Regions from separate parts of the Homo sapiens genome. Here region 2 is linked to region 1. A link is a loop called in an ENCODE intact Hi-C map of the cell type or tissue named here. Cell type or tissue: B cell. All regions are shown on one strand.

Region 1 (8,000 bases):
GCAATGACTAGGCTAGGGATGGGCACAGGACAGGCCTGGCCAACAGGGGTGATGAGAAGTATGGTGGGATCATCTGGGAAAGGTTTTCTTTTCCTTTTCTTTTTTTTGGAGACAGAGTCTTGCTCTGTTGACCGGGCTGGAGTGCAGTGGCGTGATCTCGGCCCACTGAAACCTCCGCCTCCGGGGTTCAAGCGATTCCCCTGCCTCAGCTCCCCAAGTAGCTGGGACTACAAGTGTGCGCCACCACACCTGGCTAATTTTTTGTATTTTTAGTAGAGACGGGGTTTCACCATGTTCGCCAGGATGGTCTCGTTCTCCTAACCTCGTGATCCACCCGCCTCGGCCTACCAAAGTGCTGGGATTACAAGCATGAGCCACCACGTCCAGCCTGGGAAAGATTTTCTTGCTGAGGAATAGGAAGAGATGCTCTCCTCTTCTGTGGGGACATCATTGTGTCTGCCTGTCATATCTGTGCCTGTGGCACACACCTGGCAACCATGAGTGCAGCTAGCTGGAAGACAAGGTCTGCAGGATAAGCAAGGCAGTGCAGAAGAGTGGAAAGAGCCTGGCTCCTCGATGCTGTCCCTGAATGGCCAACTTGACCAACCTGGAACTCACCTGCCTCACAACCTCTTGTCAAGTGAAACAATACAGTTCTTCACTGTTAAGCCAGTTGAGTGCTTTTTGTTTTTGTTGTTTTTTTGGATATTGTTAGGCTTGGTCTAGAACTTCTGAGCTCAAGCAATCCTCCTATTTCAGCCTTCCAAATAGTTGGCACTGTAGGCATGTGTCACCGTGCCCAGCCCTAGTTTGGTTTTTGTTGTCTACAATTGAAGGCATCCTGACTATCACAACTCAGCTGCATCACCCGTTTTATGAACTGGGAAACAGGGCCCCATGGAGAGGCAGCTACTCAAGGTCCCAAACAGCACAAGGACTCCTTGGAGGCCGCCCATCTAGGCTTCTCTCAGGAGATGGCCCAGGCACGTTTCAGCAGCTTTTTCAGGAGCTCTCTTGTGCCTCGGATCTGTTTCTCCCCCTTTCTGTTCCCAGTCATTACACCTCCAAAATAAGTGATAGCTGCTTTCTAGAGAAAGTCCCACACCTAACATCCTTCTAAAAAAGGGAGTCTGAATCTGAGAGCTGAGAGGAGCCAAGAAATAAAGAGTAACTCTATTAGGAAAATTACTCTCTCCAGTTCTAAGACTCCTCTCTACATCCGGCCGAAAAAGACTCTTTACAAAGCACATGCCCAAGAAACCCAAAAAGAAGGCCCATGTGTGATGGAGAAGTTAGTGACAGGAAGTATCTGAACAGCTACTATTAAAATTCAATTCCCACCTCATTCACTAACATTACCTGAGGCTATTTATAAAGTGACTTAAAACTTCTGCCTCGACACCACTGGTGAGGCACTAATTAATGTAAGATCATCCCAATGCTGGCCTTGTTGCCAGGACTGAACTACCATCTGCAGAAATCCAACATTAAAAGGAAAAAAAAAAATGGTATGTACAGCACTCTATATCCATGGTCCTGAGAGGTATGTTAAACAGAATTGGTCCCCCATCCTTCTTTTTCTCTCTCCCTCTTTGAAAGGCAGCCTAGGGAAGAGAAAGGAAACACTTTACACCTACTCTCTACCAACTACCATTAGGTGCTTTCAGTGTGAGTTAACTTCAAAGCAACCCAATAGGAGAAACAAGCTCACATGGTGGCTGGAAAGTGCTTGTATAGCTGGACCACGGAGTAGTGGGACTGCCGCTCCGTCTTTTAGGAAATAAGTCATCAAGCCATTCTCTATGCCATGCGGGAGACATACTGTCTGGGTCTGAAACGCTTTCCCCACTAAGGTCTGGCTCCCGAGCCCTGGCATACCTTTGTGGTATCTGAGTGCTTGTTCTGCAGTTGTTCCAAATAGAGCTCGTTGACCTCCCCAAGAACCAACAGCTGCCTGTTCAAGAACTCCATCTGCTGCTGGACCGACTCACTGTTTGAGAGCTAACCAAAAAACATGAGCAAAGTGAAAAATCCGACGACATAAAACTAGCACATAGACGTCATTAAACAGGGAATCAGCTAGGAGCACACTATTTCAATGTTAAGGCAAAATAAACCAGTCCCATGGGTTCACAGTCCCTGACATAATGGCAGGTGGGGAGGATGGTACCCAAGGACAACAAAAATAGACAGAAACACACTTCAGAACTGTGCTTTGCAAAGGGGACAGCACAAATGCAGTCCATCAAACTGACCACCCACAGAACACCTGGAGAAGGTGGACAGGTATACCACCAAGGCCCAGTGGCATAAAGCCCTAGGGAAAACTCACCGTTCTTGACAAAATGATGTATGAAGTGCAGTGATTCCCAAAGAAGGAGGAATCACGCTCAAAAACCTGAACAAACTTTTGACATTTATGTAAACAAGGTATGAAGAAAGAGTTCCATGGGATACACATAGAGCAGGGTTTAGGATGGATACTTCTTTGTTGCAGGGGGCTGCCTGTGCATTGTAGGATATTTGGCAGCACCCTGGCTCCTACCCACTGGATACCAGCAGCACCAAAAACATGAACCTAAAATGTCTCCAGACATTGCCAAATGTCAGGGACTATGGGGGCAGCAGAACCACTTCCTGTTGGGAACCCATGACACAGACACTCAAGTAATCTATTTCTTTAACCTGTCTGAAGGAAGAATGTTAGCAAATGGTGTTTCAGCAGATTCAGGTCTGCCTCATTTCTTCTTACCTTTTGGGAAACCTGACTGAGCAGCAGCTCAGTGTGACACACCTTGTTGTTGGCCTTCTTCAGTTCTATCCGCAGCTCCGCAATCATGTTCCTGCAGTCCTCCAGCTTCGTCTGCCCAAAGAGACGTGGACATGAAGTTTGAGGAACACCAACAGGCCAGATCACAGGCCTACCTAGCCACCAGCCCACAGAGGACTGGGAATGCCTTAGCTCAACGGCTCTACTTTCTTGGGCCCTCAGAATTTGATGTCTTAGTTTTAAAAAGTAAGTTATGGTTGATTTCTGAGTTCCTTACTGTTTAACAAAAGAAAAAAAGAGACCTTAGATCCTCAGTTCCCAAACTGTGCACCAAAGAGCCCTGAGGCTACACAGCAAACTCACAGGGATGCTGCAGAAAGATTCTGAATTTTCGAGGGAGACGCAGCGCCATCTGTTGGACACTCTGTGAATTACTAACTGGCTGGAAATGATGCTGTGTCTGTGGATGACGTCTTTGTGAAGCCGGGTTTTTTTGGGTGCAGTGATACAAAGCACCACAAGGAAAACCAGTGTGGAACAGGAAATGAGGGTGTCACTGTCCACTCTGATTTCAAGGTCTGAGATACCATGCAGTGCCCAATAGGTGCACACGAGGCATTAGTAATTGCAATTATTTTTTTAAAAATTAATTTATGTGTATTATCTGTGAACAGCTACTAAGTTCTTAGGACATTCGTACTCACTAAGTTATTCAGATCTACTTAATGAGCAGAACTGTTAACTGTTTCCTTTTGGCTGCAGAAAAAAAAATGACTGAGACACTAAGGGAGCTACTATATGAACCAACAAAGTTGGGGAACCTCTGTCCTAAGTAAGATTCACCTGCCATGAAGAATTTCTGCCATGATTTCAGAGAGAAAAGCATTCAGCTTAGTAAAGCTGAACAAGTCAAGGACACCCAGGGAAACTGACTGCCTCCCTCCCCACTGCTCTCCGGCATTCTCGCAGTTGGCTTTGCCTGGTGCTGCAGTTTATACCTGTAATTCCTGGCTCTGGTTGTAGAATTCCTCTCGGTCATGCTGCAGCTGTCTGATCTGGCTGTGGAGCTTGGTTACCATAGTGTCACGCTGCTCCTGGAGCTGATTGTATCTAGCTTGTTCTTTCTGCAGACTAACCTTCCACATCTGGATGTCCTTCTCTTGTAACTTCAACTGATCTTTCTAGCAGAGACCAGAAATGTCATCATTTTAGCTGTCTTCCAACACAGGCAATTTAACACACACTGCGAACATTTCATCTGAATAGTCATAAGCTACCCTGAAAATGTAACTAACTACAGACCAAAACTCTTAGAGCTCACTACTGTCTTACTTGGCCTTAGGTCAAGGTTTTCCAAATTTTACATTAAGCAAATGGATCTTAAGTTGCTTAAATAAATCTTCTCAGGGATCAGTTTGCTTCCAATACTTTCAAAAGTCTGACTACCAACACTGGAATAAAATCTCTCAAACATGGTACTAAGTTCACTGAAACGATGAGCATTTACTGAATGCTTGCAGTGTGCTGGGCGCTCAGCAAGGGCTTACCGACATAATTTCTTTTAACCATCACAACTTAAAGAGCAGGTGCTGCTATTGTTATTTCCATTTTATAGCATGGCTAACAGAGGCTTCAAGAGGCCACGTTACTTTTCTAAGGTAACACTGGTAGAGCCAAGATTCAAACTCCAGGCCTGACTGGCTTCACACCCGCTGTACAATACACGCTTCAGTTTTGTGCCATGAAATAGCTTTACAAGAGTTGGTTTTACATTTGGAGAAATAAAATCATCTTCTGACCCTTCATCATCATGGCCAGTTACATGCAAACATACACACACAAAATCACTTGTCCCCACGGTTTCTGAGAATTATGAGGGAATTCCGAGGTGTCACCATTCATGTCTTAATCTCAAGCGACCTGCCCAAAGGAGTGGGAAGGACTGGGAACTCTGACCTCCTCGGCTGCTGTGCTTTATAAGCTATCATGCTGACCCAAAACAAAACAAAAAGCAAGCTCCACCTGTCCCCTCCCCAGTCCTCACCATGGCAGCATTATGTTCCTCCAGAGCTGCTGCTTTGATCACCTTGCGGAGGAGCCGCCTGTTCCGGAGGGCATGCTGCTGCCTCTTAAAACGCTCATAGAGTAACTGGTTGTGCAGTAAAAGCAACTGGTCTCGGAGGGTGCGGATCTCATCTGAAGGAGGAGAGCCTGATTGTAAAGCAGAGGGAGGGTGGCAGAAATGCCTTTTACAGATGGTTCAATCAAGCCCCCTTCCCATGTGTTGTTAGCTTAACAAACACAATTCTTTAAAAACAAATCACCACTCTCTTTGCAAATGACCACTTGACTCCCAGCAACAGCAGGGGGGAAAGTATGGACTATGTGTCTCCCCCGTGAAGGAATGCAAAAGGTCATATCATGTGGGATGACTCTTTGAGAGCCTGCTTTCCTTTCCCCACAAATCTAGATCACGCATTTCAGATGCCCTGTTTCTCAAGACACTTCCTTCGCTGTGTGTTCTCCCCCAGGAAGATGCTTCACTCTGGTCTTCTCCAGGGAAGCCTGGCAGGAAGTCTGTATTTTGCACTTATACTCTCAAGCGCATAGTACTTGCCACTTTTCAAAAATAAGAAATGCTGACTTGGCAACACTTGAGATCCTTTAGCCAAGCAGATAGCCTGGCCGGAGCAATAGCCAAGGGGAGATCTGTTTCCCAGAGGGCACCTCCTTCAAGGACAGAAAGGGCAACAAGCAAGCAGGAACCATGTGGGCTGGATTTGGAGCTAAAGTAACAACTTTACCTCCAAAGTGGGTCCAGTCGACAGACTTGCTGGGTAAAGGCAACCTAGGAAGAAAGTTTTTGAGTAACAAAGTTACCGATCTTACCAAGAAAAAAACGTATCTGGACTTTTATTTGCAGCAAAGTTAGATCACTTCCTTGTGGTCAAAATCTGCAATGGCATAAGAATGTTTCAAACTCCAGGTCCACAGAGAGTTAGAGGAGAAGCCTACACTGGACACAATGGGAGGCGGCCCTCGCCCCACTGCCTAGGACCTGTGTTGTTAGCTTAACACAGTCCTTTAAAAAACAAATCCAGAGCGGAGAGGGTTGCAGGCTGAGCTGCACTGCATACACCGTGGCCTCCGTTTCTGGGGCCAGCTCTCCAGAGAAACTGAGTAGTCAAACACACTGAGAGCCGTTTTCAACCCTGTCTGTTGAAATATACAGGGAGTACACTCTGTTGTAAAGCTATGTCACTCCGATTTAAGGAAAAAGTAGGTAATTTACCTAAGCCTATCATACCAAATCTCGTTTAAAAAGAGGGAGCTTAAATACTATAATCCCTGTCAAATTCCACCATAGCATAGTATATAAGAAGAAAAATAAAAATATTCCCCAAGCACCTGTAAAGTAGCTAATAAAAGACGGATGGGAAACCGTTTCTCAGCTAGAGTCCTTTCTATGAAAACTTGGGTGCCTCAGGGGGTCTGGAGGGGATGTCAGGCCATCTGAACTTGCATAAAATGCTGATGATTTTATCTCCACCTAATGAACTATGATACCAAAATAGAAAATAATAATAATAATCTGTAGCTAGAGAGGGAAACACTGTGACAAATATTCTTATATTCTTTGAAATACCATAACCTCATTTTCAGCCTACAGCTTGCAGAGGGCACATATGAAAGCATTTGAGTGTCCTCATAGAACAGAGGCATAAAATGGCCTATATAAAAAGACTCATTTTGAAATGGACTGCTAAGGAATCATCCCAATTTAGGTGCACAGAGGTCACACATGGTCACATATATGAAGATGCAACAGCCTAGAAGGACATCTGACAAACAGCAGAGAACCAGCTGCCTCAAGGTGGGAGTGTGAAGAATGATTCTTGTTCCTCTCTTACACTTTCTGTACTTCACAATAAAATGGACCATTTAACACAGAAGAGAGTGCCCCAGTCCCTTACTTGTTCAGCTCCTTGCTGTGCGCGTCTGCTCCCTGCTGTATCAGTCTGTCCAGCACTTCCATTGGGGAGGTAGAGGGCACACCATCTTCCTCTGTGTTTCCTTTTGCTTTCTTTAACAGCTCCTCAGTCTTCCTGATGACAAAATGATGGGCTGTCTTTGGCAATGCCACCTCAAAAAGATGATCATACGGGGGAGGCTGCCCGCTTCCAAAGCCCACTCTCGTCGGAGGTGGAATTTTACAAGGACTGGGAGTGAAGATACTGGTCTCCAAAGAAGTCTGGCATTCCCTGTCTCCCGCAGGGCTTTCATCAGCACTGCCGCAGGGCAGGTCTATGGGAGTAAAGGCTTGCTTTGGTGTGTCAGGCCCAAGCTTGTCCAGGGAGGAGTGTAAAGGCTCAGGGTTCACGCTGGCGCCCTGAGAACTGGAGGCTGCCGAGTGGGTCTTCCGCTGAGAACCTGGGAGACTGTCTCGGTAAAAGGGAGAGTCAAAGCCTCCTCGAGGAACCACAGGCTCTGCCTCTGCTGTGGTGATCTCAGAAAGTTCTCTAGATATTGCAGCTGAGAGGAAGAGAGGAAACAAAAGAAATGGCAGTCGGTATTCCACCTGGGAAAGACTAGGCAGTTTGGGTGGCATGCTGCCACATGCCAGTGTCACTCAGAGAGAGGAGAAAAAGTGGCATCCGGCTGGACACAGTGGCTCACGCCTGTAATGCCAGAACTTTGGGAGGCTGAGGAGGGAGGATCACTTGAGCCCAGGAGTTAGAGACCAGCCTGGACAACATAGGGAGATCCCATCTCTACAAAAAATACAATAAAAATCAGCTGAGCATCGTGGTGTATGCCTGTGGTCCCAGCTACTCAGGAGGCTGAGGTGGGCGGATTGCTTGAGCCTGGGAGGTCAAGGCTGCAGTGAGCCATGATCGTACCACTGCACTCCAGCCAGGGTGACAGAGCAAGACCCTGTCTCAAAAAAAAAAAAAAAAAAAGTGGCATCACTTTACCTGGCATAGGTCCCAGACTAAACCACCCATCTTGTTACCTCAAGAGAAGAAAAATCCAGCAAGCCTGTGAGCAATGGCACAAAATCCCAGATTTATAGCAGAGCGAGGGTCAGGTTTTATCAACTCATAGCAATCCCACATACATTACCTTCTTCTTTATCTTTTTCAATACTATCTTCTTCAGAGGCCAGATCACCTAAAAACCCTGGAAGATCACTTAGAGTGACAGAACCTTTGCTGCCAGGTGGCTCTTC
Region 2 (8,000 bases), 54 kb before region 1:
TGTCTCCAGCGGGAAGAGATGAAAAGGCAATGGATGCCCCTTAAAGGTTAGAAGAAAGTTTAAAACAAATTGAAGGAGATATTTCTTTACTCTGCAGGTAACAACAGCGTGGACATGATCAGAATCACAGAACTATAAGACTAGAAGGGATTTCCATGCTCAAGACTAGAAGGGATTTCCATGCTCAAGTCCAACCCCATGGTTTTATAGATGGAAAAACTGAGGCCTAAGGAAGTGAAGCTCTCACCAGAGTAACACGCTCTGTGCCTTCCTGAGATGCAACCTTTGAAACAAGAACAGTGGCCAATAGTACAACACTGTGTTTGCATCTCAGTTCTGGGATTTAATTGTGGGATCTTCAGCAAGATACACAACCTCTTCAAGGCCTGGATTCTGCATCTGTGAAATAGGGTAGACAGCAGTGCCACCTCCGCAAGGTTGCTGTAAGGACTCCACAGCACACGGTCCTGCTGCCAATGCTACACTCCCAATCAAGGGGAGTCACCCAGAATGTAATTACAGCCTCTTGCATAGTGCAAGGTGCACCTGCAATGTCATGTAGCAGATAACATGCCAGACCAGGCGCGTAGACTACAGCTACCACCATCATCAAAATAATCATAATAATAACACACATTATAAATACTCAGTCAATATATTATTTATAATACAATGTAATCACATATAGTGTAATGTAACTAATAACGATGTCAATTATAATTGAGATTTTAATTTCTAACAATAGACTTCATCATCATTTTTATGATGGTGACTTGGGATGCATGGTCCTGTACTCTGTCCACACTGCAGGTGCACTATGCAAAGAGGTTATGCAGACCAAGCTTTTAAATAAGCTCAGGAAGAATTCACAGAAGTTAAATGCATATTTGAAAGACTATTCTAGGCCGGGTGCAGTGGCTCATGCCTGTAATCCCAGCACTTTGGGAGGCCCAGGCGAGGGGATCACTTGGAAGTCAGGAGTTTGAGACCAGCCTGGCCCACATGGTCTCTACTAAAAATATAAAAATTAGCCGGGCATGGTGGCATGTGCCTGTAATCCCAGCTACTCAGGAGGCTGAGGCAGGAGAATCGCCTGAACCTAGGAGGCGGAGGTTGCAGTGAGCAGAGATCGCGCCACTGCACTCCAGCCTGGGCAAGAACGAAACTCCATCTCAAAAAAAAAAAAAAAAAATGACTATTCTAGATCACTGAGGGCATGTTTGGGATATCCAGCTGCAAACACAGAGAGAATCACCATATTTTCCCCAGAAACTATCACTCAGTGAGGTAGAAATTTTTTAAAAATCACGGAAACAAATCTGTCCAGGCAGCTGGATCCTGTGTGAAAACTGTGCAGCCTTGTTAGATTCTGGAGTGGGGAAAGAAGGGCAGTGCGGCTTCAAGGGCGTGTATATAGCCAGTGGGACACACAGACGATCACTGGCAGCCCACCCTGAGGCCCTGCATCTCTGGATTCTAGATTTCCACCTAGAATCCAGAATGCTTACCCACCAGAAACATTTTCATTGGAATGCTGTAACTTGTAAAAATTACTTACACGAAATAGTACTGTTTCAAATGTTTTGAGGTTGGAAAGGAGAGAGACTTTGAGGGTTGCTCAGTGGTATCCAGACACCCACCCTGGGCCTTCTGCAATGGATGTGTGGGGTGGATGGGGCAGAGGGGCCCACAGATGCCTTGGCCCCATGCCAAGCCTCTCTTCCAGCTATGAAGTTCAGATCTGCCTCTAACTGACGTGACTCCTTTGCTTATTTATCTGGTTTATTGTCTGTCTCTCCATGACTAGAACTTCTGTTCCTTGAGAGCAAGACGTTTAACTCTCTTGTTCACTGCTTTGGTCCCTGTGCTTAGCAAAGTGATTTGTTGCATGAGAGAATAGATGAATGAATGAATGAATGAATGAATGAATGAATGAATGAATGAATGAGTACTTTTAGGAAACACTGACTGGGGAGCCGGGTAGGCCAACAAACCATGACAAGGCTTTTGGTCACGACTCTAGTGGAGGAACATATCAGGTGGCATGGGGACACGTTGGGGGCCTGTGAATGGCACAAAACACGACAGGGAGTAGATAGGCTTTGCCCAGCCTTTGAGCTTCTGTCCTGGGCTGCATAGCACAGCCCTGGAGCCCCTGGGTCAGAGCGCTGGCCCTGTGCACCATGTGCCTGGTCTACCCTGGCCAGCCCTGCCGCTTCCCCCGGTGTGGCTCTGGGCGTGCCTCAGGCCCTGCAGCTACAACATGGGCACAATAATAGTAACACTGGCCATGTAGGGTCCCGTGAAGCTGGAGAAGCTGCTGGGCGTAGTGCCTGATGCCAGGCTCAGACGCATGCTCCATTCAGGTCTCTGGCTTCTCCCGGGCCGAGATAGAGAGCTGGAGCAGAGGCTCTGGGCCTGCCTGCTCTCCTGCCTGCCTGGATCCCAGAGACTTCTGCCTTCCAGTGGTCAGCAGGCCAGCTCCCGGCTTCTGCTGCACTAAGGCAGCTGGTTGAAGCAAACACTCTTGACCAGGAGAGCGGGCCGGGGGAAGAGCGGCCCAGACACAGCAGTTCCTGCTCAAGTTCCTGGGTCACAGGTGGTTTGGGGATCATAGCATCTTCAAAGGAAATCTGAAAAGGGAAAGGCAGGTCTTCTACCACCAGGCGTGGGGAAGTCCTGCTGCCTTTGCTGACTAAGACAGACCGTGGCGCCATCTCCACCGGGCCTTTCGTTTGGCAGGGGCAGTGATGGTGGCTCATGAGTATGCCACATTTTTTAGGTGCGTGTTATTCCTGAGGATATGAACTACATAGTTTCTCCCTTCCTGTGTGCTTAGAACGAATGCTCATCACACTGACAGTCCTGGTTCCAGGAACTCTTGGCATATTGAATTTGAAACACTGCCTGATGGGCAAGACCATATCCAGCTGTGCTTTCACAGACAGCCCCCACCCCTGCTGAGGGGGTCCAGTCCTGGGCAACTAAGGTACAATTAAGCCAAAGGAGTACCACCCCCCTATATTTGACCAAATTTGATGAGTAGCTATCATGATGAAAAAGAGAAAACAGCTTAGCTTTAAAGATCAAAGAGAGCCAGGCATGGTGGCTCATGCCTATAACCCCAGCACTTCGGGAGGCCAAGACATGTGGATCACTTAAGCACAGGAGTTTGAGACCAGCCTGGGCAACATGGTGAGACCTTGTCTCTACAAAAAATACAAAAATTAGCCGGGCATGGTGGTGCGCGCCTGTGATCCCAGCTACTCAGGAAGCTGAGCAGGAGGATCGTTTCAGCCCAGTTTAAGATCAGCCTGGGCAACATTGGGAGACCACGACTCTACAAACAATAAAAATGAAAAACAGATGGGCATGGTGGCATGTGCCTGTAGTCCCAGCTACTCAGGAAGCGGAGGTGGGAGGATTGCTTGAGCCCAGGAGGTTGGGGCTGCAGCGAGCCATGACCGTGCCATTGCACTCCGGCCTGGGCAACAGAGCAACACCCTGTTTCAAAAAAAAAAAAAAAAAAAAAAAAAAAAGATTGAAGAGAAGAAAGGAAGACTCCCTTGAATGCTTCCAGCCTGGTGATCTGCTATGCAAGAGTCTAATCCAACTTGGCAAATGCATAAGAAATAATGGATAATGGATTAAGGCACACAGCATTTTGTATGGGAAAATGCTGGCCCATTTCCAGTCACTCGGGCCATCTTTCCCTCCCCTTTAATGCTCTGCCAAAAGATTGTTTGGCACTTCCTAGGTAAAAGAGGTGGGAAACCTTAAAAATAGTGACCGACTGATGGGTCAGTTTTAGGAAAAGTTCCCGTGAGGTTGGTTTGACACTCTGAGTTAAGAGTGTGAAATTGGGGTAAAGGACTGGGTTTTCTGGTTCCTGCCTCACTTCTGGCTGCCATTCCCTCCAGCCTAAGACGGCCCCTCCACAGTCCACTCCAGTCCCCTTCACTAGAGGCTTCAGGAATCACTTGACTCTCCCGCCCTGGTTTTTCCATCACAACCCTTCTCACCATCTGCCTTGCCTTGGTCATGTTTGACTCTGCCTTCAACTGCAGATGGTGAGCCCAAGGCAGGCAAGACCATCTTGCTAGAAGTGGGGGGTGCTGAGGAGGAAGGTCTCGGGTGTGGGGAAGGGTCCTGGTAGTGAAAACCATGCAGGGCCTGCAGGGGGCACTCAACTGGAGATGCAGAATCAAGTCGCCGAGCTTGGAAGTCAGGTGACTGGGAGGGAACTTAGTTAAAATGAAAGTCTATGGGGAAGCTGGCCTTTCTTCTAACACTCCTGTTTGCTTTTTTTTTTTTTTTTTTTTGACACGGAGTCTCACTCTGTCGCCCAGGCTGGAGTGCAGTGGCGTGATCTCGGCTCACTGCAACCTCTGCCTCTTGGGTTCAAGCGATTCTCCTACCTCAGCCTCCTGAGTAGCTGGGACTACAGGCGCGTGCCACCACGCCCGGCTAATTTTTTGTATTTTTAGTAGAGACGAGGTTTCACCATGTTAGCCAGGATGGTCTCAATCTTTGGATCTCATGATCCGCCTGTCTCAGCCTCCCAAAGTGCTGGGATTACAGGTGTGAGCCACTACGCCCAGCCGGAAGTTTGCTTTTTATTGAGAGCTCAAGAGAAAGGGCAGAAATGTTTTCATGATCAATGTGAAAGTGTTACTTAGAACAGGGGTTGGCAAGCTACAGCCCGCGGGCCAAATCTGGCCTGCTGCCTGCTTCTAAGATAAAAGTCTTTCTAGAGCACAGCCGTGCCCTTTTGTGTCTGTGTTGTGTACGGCTGCCTTTGTATTACATCAGAGCTGAGTCGTTGTGACAGAAGCCATATAGCCTGCAAAGCCTCAACGAGTGTCTCTCCATCCTTTTCAGAAAACATGTGTCCACCCCCGATTTAGAATAGCCTCTGGGCTCTGGATATCTGCCCACACCTGGGCAGAAGACCATCCACTCACAGTGAACAATTTGAGACAATTCAGATGTAAACACACTGTTCAGAGCCAGTGTTGCAGCCCGGCCGGCAGGGTGTTTGTGATGGAGATCCCATGGCTGAGGGCCATGCAGAACAAGCTCGTGAGAACTGCTACTCCCTCGCCAGCATGCTGGAAAGATTCCTGCTTCAGGTTTGGGGCTTCCCAATCAATATATTTTTGAGACAGGGTCTTGCTCTGTCACTCAGGCTGGAGTGCCGTGGTGCGTGTCGGCTCACTGCAACCTCCTCCTCCAGGTTCAAGCGATTCTCCTGCCTCAGCCTCCCGAGTAGCTGCGATTACAGGTGCACGCCACCATGCCCAGCAAATTTTTTGTATGTTTAGTAGAGACAGGGTTTCACCATGTTGGCCAGGCTGGTCTTGAACTCCTGGACTTAAGTGATCTTCCTGCCTCAGCCTCCCAAAGTGCTGGGATTACAGGCATTAGCCACTGCATTCAACCCTAGTACATTTTTTTTTTTTTTTTTGAGACAGGGTCTCACTCTGTCACCCAGGCTGGAGTGCAGTGGCGTGATGTCGGCTCACTGCAACTTCCACCTCCTGGGTTCAAGCCATTCCCCTGCCTCAGCCTACCGAGTAGCTGGGATTACAGGCACCCACCACCATGCCCAGCTAATTTTTTTTTTTTTTTTTGAGACAGAGTCTTGCTCTGTAGCCCAGGCTGGAGTGCAATGGCATGTGTACGGCTGCCTTTGTATTACATCAGAGCTGAGTCGTTGCGATAGAAGCCTCCTGCCTCAGCCTCCCAAAGTGCTGGGATTACAGGCGTGAGCCACTGCATTCAACCCTAATACTTTTTTTTTTTTTTTTGAGACAGGGTCTCACTCTGTCACCCAGGCTGGAGTGCAGTGGCGTGATGTTGGCTCACTGCAACCTCTGCCTACTGGGTTCAAGTGATTGTCCCTGCCTCAGCCTCCCAAGTAGCTGGGATTACAGGCACCCACCACCATGCCCAGCTAATTTTTATATTTTTAGTAAAGACAGGGTTTTGCCATGTTGGCCAGGCTGGTCTCGAAATCCTGACCTCAGGTGATCCGCCCGCCTCGCCTTCCCAAAATACTGGGATTACAGGCGTGGGCCACCACGCCCGGCCAATTTTTTGTATTTTTAGTAGAGACGGGGTTTTGCCATGTTGGCCAGGCTAGTCTAGAACTCCTGGACTCAAGCAATCCTCCTGCCTTGGCCTCCCAAAGTGCTGGGATTACAGGTGTGAGCCACCATGCCCAGCCTGGCCCTAATACATTTTCAAGTGAGAGACAGATGGAGAAAGAGAGAGAATCTGTAGGTGCATTTAAAAAAAAAAAAAAAAAAGACACAAGTTCTGATTCTGGGAGACAGGAAATGTGCGCCACCCGCCTTGTCAACCCCACTGAAAGTAGCTGTAATACATTCATAAAACACACAGGGCAGCTATTCGAGGACTCAGAAAGTTACCCAGTAGTAGGCAAGTTGGGGGAAAAGACTAGAATCCAAAATACCACCAAACCAGTATCTCCTGGCCTGGCCTTAAGGCAACCTGAAGGCTGAAAGTGGGAAGCAGATGGGAGAAGAGCGAGCTAGGAGGGGAGATACCTCTGTGGGGTTTTTCTTTTCTCTGTTTTCTCACACTCCTGCCTCCAGGCAGTCCTGCGGTGACTGTGGTGGCACTGCTGTGTCAAAGGGGCCTGCAGGTGCCTGAAACACTGAAAGAGGGGACCCTTCTCCAGTCCCAAGAGAACAGGGCAAAGCCCTGTCAATCCTTCCTTTCTCTGTCCTCCCACCACTTGACCCTGGTCATGGGTGCAGTCCCAGGAAGTGAGTGGCAGAGCAGGATAAATAACCTCAGTTTTCTGGCCAAAATACCAAAAAGAGGAGCACCAGGGAACTAGGAGTTATCAGGAGATGACAGAGAGGGGAGCTCAGGGAAGTAACTAAACACAGTGTTTGATGAGATCAAAGGCTCACCCCCAAGCTGTGCACGTGTGGGCCTGACCCTAAACGGCATTTCAGAGACACTGAGACATGAACTGTGGCCAGCTCACTGCCAAGTCCCCAGGTGCCCCTGGGTGATGTGCACATAGCACAGAGCTGCATGGTCGGTCACTGCACGGCACTGCAAAGTTGCTGAACACAGGACTGACATGGAAACCACACTCTGAGAAGCCTGGCTGGAACATGCAACCTGAACCCAACTGAATCAGTCATCTGCTAAGACAAAAATAATGACATTTGCCATAGGATTTAAACAAGACCCAGAGCCTCATAACAATATTTAAAATGTCCAGGATACAAAATTACTTAGCGCAGGGAGAACCAGGAACATCTCTACTCACATGAGAGCAGATACAGATGTCACCACCACGTAACTCAGATACTGGAATTAGCGGATGAAAACTCGAAAGCGGCTATTACAAGAAACTTCCAACTGGTAAAAACACAGAAAGATACAGTCTCAGCAAAGACACAGAAGGCAGAAAGAACCGATGCGATAAAAAACTCACAGGACAAGCTCAATAGTGGAATAAAAAAACAAGGGAAGATTCAGTGACCCTGACAATAGTTCAATACAAATTATCACATGTGACTGATAGAGAGTAAAAACAATAGGGGCCAGGCATGGTGGCTCACGCCTGTAATCTCAGCACTTTGGGAGGCCAAGGCGGGAGGATTACTTGAAGTCAGGAATTCCAGTCCAGCCTGGCCAACATGGTGAAACCCTGACTCTATTAAAAATACAAAAATTGGGCCGGGCGCGGTGGCTCATGCTAGTAATCCCGGCACTTTGGAAGGTCGAGGCGGGTGGATCATGAGGTCAGGAGATTGAGACCATCCTGGCTAACACAGTGAAACCTCGTCTCTACTAAAAAATACAAAAAATTAGCCGGGTGTGGTGGCACGTGCCTGTAATCCCAGCTACTCGGGAGGATGAGGCAGGAGAATAGCTTGAACCTGGGAAGCGGAGGTTGCAGTGAGCTGAGATCGCACCACTGCACTCCAGCCTGGGTGACAGAGCAAGACTCC

The links. Peaks named below come from ENCODE experiments on the same cell type or tissue, not always from the same donor. Only the 100,000 strongest peaks of a DNase experiment are listed, where the experiment ranks them.
Region 2: it touches region 1 in a loop (15-fold over the local background); 8 of 110 quality-filtered maps call a loop at or near these places.

What each region holds. Positions count from the first base shown.
Region 1 is chr9:132,898,837-132,906,836 of GRCh38, forward strand. TSC1 (TSC complex subunit 1) reads right to left here. Exons shown (of 23, transcript NM_000368.5): 14 at 7,895-7,999; 15 at 6,745-7,303; 16 at 5,575-5,618; 17 at 4,815-4,981; 18 at 3,769-3,951; 19 at 2,753-2,863; 20 at 1,879-2,001. Among named protein-coding and RNA genes, the nearest start is that of SPACA9, 24 kb to the left of the region's middle. RefSeq lists an enhancer at 4,718-5,402. In B cell, CTCF peaks have their summits at 3,208 (motif pointing left) and 3,410; a DNase peak (open chromatin) is centred at 3,195; H3K27ac peaks cover 520 bases.
Region 2 is chr9:132,844,605-132,852,604 of GRCh38, forward strand. The region is part of intron 5 of AK8 (adenylate kinase 8); the gene reads right to left. Among named protein-coding and RNA genes, the nearest start is that of AK8, 30 kb to the right of the region's middle. In B cell, no CTCF peak of the experiment used is centred here; a DNase peak (open chromatin) is centred at 4,207.